2 separate regions of the Homo sapiens genome follow, and region 2 is linked to region 1. A link is a contact called in ENCODE Hi-C or POLR2A ChIA-PET data. All regions are on one chromosome and are shown on one strand. The core of a region is the stretch at or near the end of the contact, and the rest is flanking DNA. Distances in the headings are between cores, read along the strand shown.

Region 1 (2,700 bases), core at 114-2,613:
TTGTTGCCCAGGCTGGAGTGCAATGGCACAATCTCAGCTCACTGCAACCTCCACCTCCCAGGTTCAAGCGATTCTCCTGCCTCAGCCTCCTGAGTAGCTGGGATTACAGGCATGTGCCACCATGCCCAGCTAATTTTGTATTTTTAGTAGAGCTGGAGTTTCTCCATGTTGGTCAGGCTGGTCTTGAACTCCTGACCTCAGGTGATTCACCTACCTCAGCCTCCCAAAGTGTTGGGATTACAGGCATGAGCCACCACACCCAGCCTTTTACTTTTTATTTTATTTATTAATTTATTTATTTTTGAGACGGAGTCTCGCTCTGTCACCCAGGCTGGAGTGCAATGGCACGGTCTCAGCTCACTGCGACCTCTGCCTGCCGGGTTCAAGCAATTCTTTAGCCTCAGCCTCTTGAATAGCTGGGATAACAGGCACCTGCCACCACGCCCGGCTAATTTTTATTTTTATTTTTTTTTTGAGACAGAATCTTGCTCTGTAGCCCAGGCTGGGGTGCAGTGGCGCGATCTCAGCTCTGCCTCCCGGGTTCAAGCAATTCTCTGCCTCAGCCTCCCAAGTAGCTGGGATTACAGGCATGCACCACCAAGCCTGGCTAACTTTTGTATTTTTAGTAGAGACAGGGTTTCACCATCTTGGCCAGGCTGGTCTTGAACTCCTGACCTTGTGATCCACCTGCCTCGGCCTCCCAAAGTGCTGGGATTATAGGCATGAGCCACTGCGCCCGGCTGGTCTCTGACACATCTAAGCTATGAACCATTAGGGTAAGTTTCTGACCATCTCTGAGCCCCATCTATGAAAGACTCATAGGGAGGTTGAAATTGCACCACATGTACGATATCTGGCCCAGTGTAGGAAATGTATAAATGTTAGCTTCATCCCTCAGGGAAGCCCACTGAGATCCACACGAAACTTTTGTCTGTGTCTCCCCATAATGTGACCTTTAGAAGTTGCCAATGGCCCACCCAATACCCAACCATGATTTTTCTGAGATAATCTGCCCGAGGTGTGTGAGAGGAAACGCGAAGAAGGCAGTCAGGAGGATTCACTCTTGGGGGAGCTGGGTAGGATCCTATCTCCTCCTACATCCAGAGCATGCAGGCTCCATTTAGATACAAAGGGGTGGGATTGGGTTCCTGGGGAGAAATTGAGCCCCTTTGATTCTGCGGTTCTGTGGGTCTAAATCTGGCATCTCCTTGGCTATCCACCCCCAGGCTTTGTGATTGGTTGGCTGTGGTTGGTGGGGGGGCAGGAAGCTGCTGGTGGAGCTGCAGCATCCTTCAGTCTCAGGCCCCTGGGAGGGGGAGGGGAAAGAACCAGGGCTGAGCTGTGGAGTGAAGGGGAGCCATTTCTCTCCACCGACTGCAACCTCCGTGCTCACAGCTCACGGTTCACCAGAATCCAGGGGCTTGGTCGGCCTAGGAATCCACAATGCTGGATATTTTCATCCTGATGTTCTTTGCCATCATAGGCCTGGTCATTCTGTCCTACATTATCTATCTGCTCTAGTGGCCTGGAGCTGCGGCCGGAGCCTGCTGGAGAACAGCTCAGAAGGAAGGATGGAGATGAATGGCCGAGTGCCCTGCTTGCTGACGCACCGGTGGATTTTTGCTTCTGCTGTTATCTCGGGTATTGATTCCAAAAAAAAAAGAAAAGAAAAAAAGAAAGAGTTTGCTTTCCTATTTTTTTTCTTAGACCACTCTGAAAAGAATAAGAAATGCCAGCTTCTTTCTTTGGGACCTAATTTAAAATAAGACTTTAAAAATTACAAATAAAATCCACAATGTAAACGATTTTTAGGCAGAACGGGTTGGGAATGATGGATGTGGTGGGGAGGGACTATTATTTCCTAATTTCTTCTTCAAGTTAGGTGCTCAAACTCAAGTTGTCTATTTTCTTCTGGTAATTAAAGGTAAAACACATCTTTGCATGTCAGCATACTTGCAATATAGTTGTTTACAACTATGCTTGTATAATTGCATTACTTAATGATTGACTCATTCTTATTTGAGGGTGAGACGGCAAATAAATTTTACTTGGGGTGGGGTTTTCGGGGAGATGTCCAACTGTGGGATATGGTGGAGAGGAGGGAGGAACTCCTGGTACTTTGCAGTTGTCCCCATCTGAGACTTTTTATTTCTGGGTTTCTTACAGCTCCTGGTCTCTCCAGTCCAACAAGAGGCCTCTCATCCACAGAAGCAGTCCTACTGCCCAGCAGACCTCTTTCAGAGCCTTCCAGACATGGCTGACCCCTGGCAAGCAAGGGGCTTTTTGAGCTGAGAGGCACTTGGCTGGGACTTCAGGAATTCATGGACAGGGCTGGCAGATACTGCATATGTTTGAGCTGTAGATGGGATTGAGAACAGAAAGTTGAAATGGAGACTTATTAAAGTTACCGTGGAGAACTGCTCAAAAATTCATTTTGAATTAAGGAAACTTAAATTCATTTTAAGTTTCCTTAGATCTAAATGCAACTGCACATTACACTCAAATATGTTCCTTCCTTCTCACACACAGGACTCCCTTGTGAAACTCAAGGGGAAGTTCAAGTTGTCCATCTTCATCTATGAAGTAGTCACTTTATCACTGTCTTTACAGATTGCACAGTCTGGGGTTTTGTGGTTTCTCTTGTCTCACTCTCCAGCCAGGAAGAACTTGTCATTTGAGTTTTTAAAATGTATCATTTCT
Region 2 (2,700 bases), core at 102-2,601, 100 kb after region 1:
GACCAGCCTGGGCAACAAAGCGAGACCATGTCTTAAAAAAAAAAAATTACCCAGGCACAGTGGTGTGTACCTGTAGTCCCAGCTACTCTGGAGGCTCAGGCAGGAGGATCACTTGAGCCCAGGAATTCCAGGCAGCAGTGAGCTATGATAGTGCCACTGAACTCTAGCCTGGGTAACAGAGTGAGCCCCTATAAAAAGAAGGAAGGAAGGAAGGGAAGGAAGGAAGGAAGGAAGGAAGGAAGGAAGGAAGGAAGGAAGGAAAACAAGTGTGAGATGAGGAGATGAGGAAACTTTCAGAAAAATGCTCTTATTTTCTGCTTTTAGAAACCAAAAGATGAAATGGTAAGGCATCAGGTGGGAATCAAAGTAAGTTCAAAGATGGAATAGAGACCACTGGGCTAGTAGACACTTCACATTAGAAGGTTGCAGTGAGCCTAGCCCGCGCCACTGCACTCCAGCCTTGGGTGACAGAGCGAGACTCTGTCTCAAAAAAAAAAAAAAAAAAGAATGTCTCATCATGGGGTACTACCATTATACGCAGGATTTTTTTTTTTTAGATGGAGTTTCACTCTTGTTGCCCAGGCTGGAGTGCAATGGTGCGATCTCGGCTCACTGCAACCTCAGCCTCCCAGGATCAAGCGATTCTCCTACCTCAGCCTCCCCAGTAGCTGGAATTACAGGCACACACCACCACACCCGGCTAATTTTTTGCATTTTTAGTAGAGACGGGGTTTCTCCATGTTGGTCAGGCTAGTCTCGAACTCCCGACCTCAGGTGATCTGCCTGCCTCGGCCACCCAAAGTGCTGGGATTATAGGCATGAGCCACCGCGCCCGGCCTGTGCAGGAAGTTTTAGAACGAAAAAGATTCTGAATTGATCCTTGCTAACTTTATTTCAGAAAGTGGTAAAATAGCTGTGAAGTACAGACCCAGTGAAGAGATTGTAGGTGTCAGATGTAAAGAAGAACTACACGGTTTAATTCAAGTATGTGGAGATAAAAACTCACTGGTAACATAACCAGCGTAAACATAATTCAAAACAAGCAGCAGAATTTGGAGGATAATTTGTTTCATTCTCAGGAAAATGTGAAACTCTGAAACTGCTTTTGAGTGCAGGGTATTTCTGGGGCTTTTCCTGAAGTCTTGACCCATGTCTCTGACCCCTTATTTGAAGTTTGGAGAGCAGAACTGAGGACGGTTAGAGTATTACTACAGTTGTGGACACAGGAAAGGGGTTAGTCTCCCCCCACCACCCAGGAGTAAAGGGTGCTGGGCTGCTTGAACACAGACCTTTTAGAATTCCCTTCAAACAGGATCCCAAATCTTTCCTCGCTAAGGGGAGGGGAGGGGTGTTCGGAGGTGGGGTGGGACAGGAAGTGGGGTTTGGATGGGATTGTGGGATAAGATCGCGGAGCGGATCTGGACCCGAGCCTAATAAAGGCGGTGTAAATACAGGTGTCATAAAGGACGGGGCGGGGCGCGCGGTTGTCAGGGGCGCAAGCGTCTCGGGGCTGCCAGAATGGCTCCGGCTCAGGGCGCGGCGCCAGCGCCTGTCATGTCCCAGCTGCGCCTCTGGGTCCCACGGCACCTCCTCAGGTTGGCAACTACTGTGGCTACTAGTCCAGGAGGCTCAGCCTCTGGAGTGGGTCCAGGACCGGCTCCAGCCGACTTCCGACCCTCTGGGGCCGACTGAGCCCTGGTTTTCCTGCTCCCCCAGTCTCCCACCCGAATCTCCCTTTGCGCTTACCCCCGACCCCCGCCCCCACCGGCAGACCCCGGGGACTTTGATTACCTGGGGTCCTCTGCTTCCTCCCAGATGTCAGCTCCGCCTCAGGAATCGACTGAGACTTTGACCGAGACTTTGGTTCCATTCCTGGACACAGATTCAGCTGGAGAGCTGGCCCCGGGGCCAGAGCAGTTAGCGGCTGCACACCAGGACCTGAATGACAAGCTGACTTGGCAAGAAAGGCTCCCAGAGGGGGTCTCAGTGCTGGACTGGGATCAGAAACAGACCTTTGCTCGGCCTCCTCGCCTCAAAAGTAAGGTTCATACTGCAGATCTAGATCAGGCTGCAGATCATCAGGCAAATTAAATACTTTACTTGTTCCACCTCTAGATAGTCAGAATTCAGGCCGGGCGCGGTGGCTCACATAATCCCAGTACTTTGGGAGGCTGAGGCGGGCGGATCACGAGGTCAGGAGATAAGAGACCATCCTGGATAACACGGTGAAACTCCGTCTCTACTAAAAATACAAAAAATTAGCAGGACTTGGTGGCACGCGCCTGCAGTTACTCGGGAGGCTGAGGCAGGAGAATCGCTTGAACCCGGGAGGTGGAGGTTGCAGTGAGCCGAGATCGTGCCACTGCACTCCAGCCTGGGTGACAAAGCGAGATTCCATCTCAAAAAAAAAAAAATAAATAAATAAATATAAAATAAATTAAAAAACAAAATAAAATAAATAAGATAGAATTCAAAAGCAACCAAGTTTACTGTTTCGCCCAAGAACCTGAACAAAGATCTAGCTAAGTATCTGAAGCTTGCTAAGGTTGTTGTGTGGAACTCCACACCTATTTGTATCAAAACCTCAGTGTCAGAAACAAACTTTGCAGGATGAGTATTTAGATTCAAGTATGGATACAGTGTATCGCAGCAGCCTGCCTCCAGAACTCCAGATGAACTCAGATGAGCCTCCAGGGCCCC

What was found. Hi-C counts contacts between places; a loop is a spot of excess contacts on that map. ChIA-PET counts read pairs that join two places held with the same protein, here RNA polymerase II (POLR2A). Pooled maps may share reads with other maps.
Region 2: a pooled map shows a loop between it and region 1 (1.9-fold over the local background). The contact joins the promoter of LINC02079 here to the promoter of LASP1NB in region 1. A Hi-C loop is called at or near these places in 1 of 168 maps with a recorded cell type or tissue (endothelial cell of hepatic sinusoid) and 1 of 50 pooled maps. POLR2A ChIA-PET finds 5 or more read pairs at or near these places in 2 of 52 experiments (HEK293T and activated naive CD4-positive, alpha-beta T cell).

What each region holds. Positions count from the first base shown.
Region 1 is chr17:38,924,251-38,926,950 of GRCh38, forward strand. LASP1NB (LASP1 neighbor) reads left to right here and starts at 1,364. Exons shown (of 2, transcript NM_001414697.1): 1 at 1,364-1,641; 2 at 2,167-2,700. The coding sequence starts at 1,444. The coding sequence ends at 1,521.
Region 2 is chr17:39,025,759-39,028,458 of GRCh38, forward strand. LINC02079 (long intergenic non-protein coding RNA 2079) reads right to left here and starts at 1,352. Exons shown (of 2, transcript NR_135645.1): 1 at 1,290-1,352; 2 at 957-1,187. It overlaps LOC105371767 (a long non-coding RNA gene), which reads right to left and starts at 1,939. Exons shown (of 3, transcript NR_188621.1): 1 at 1,792-1,939.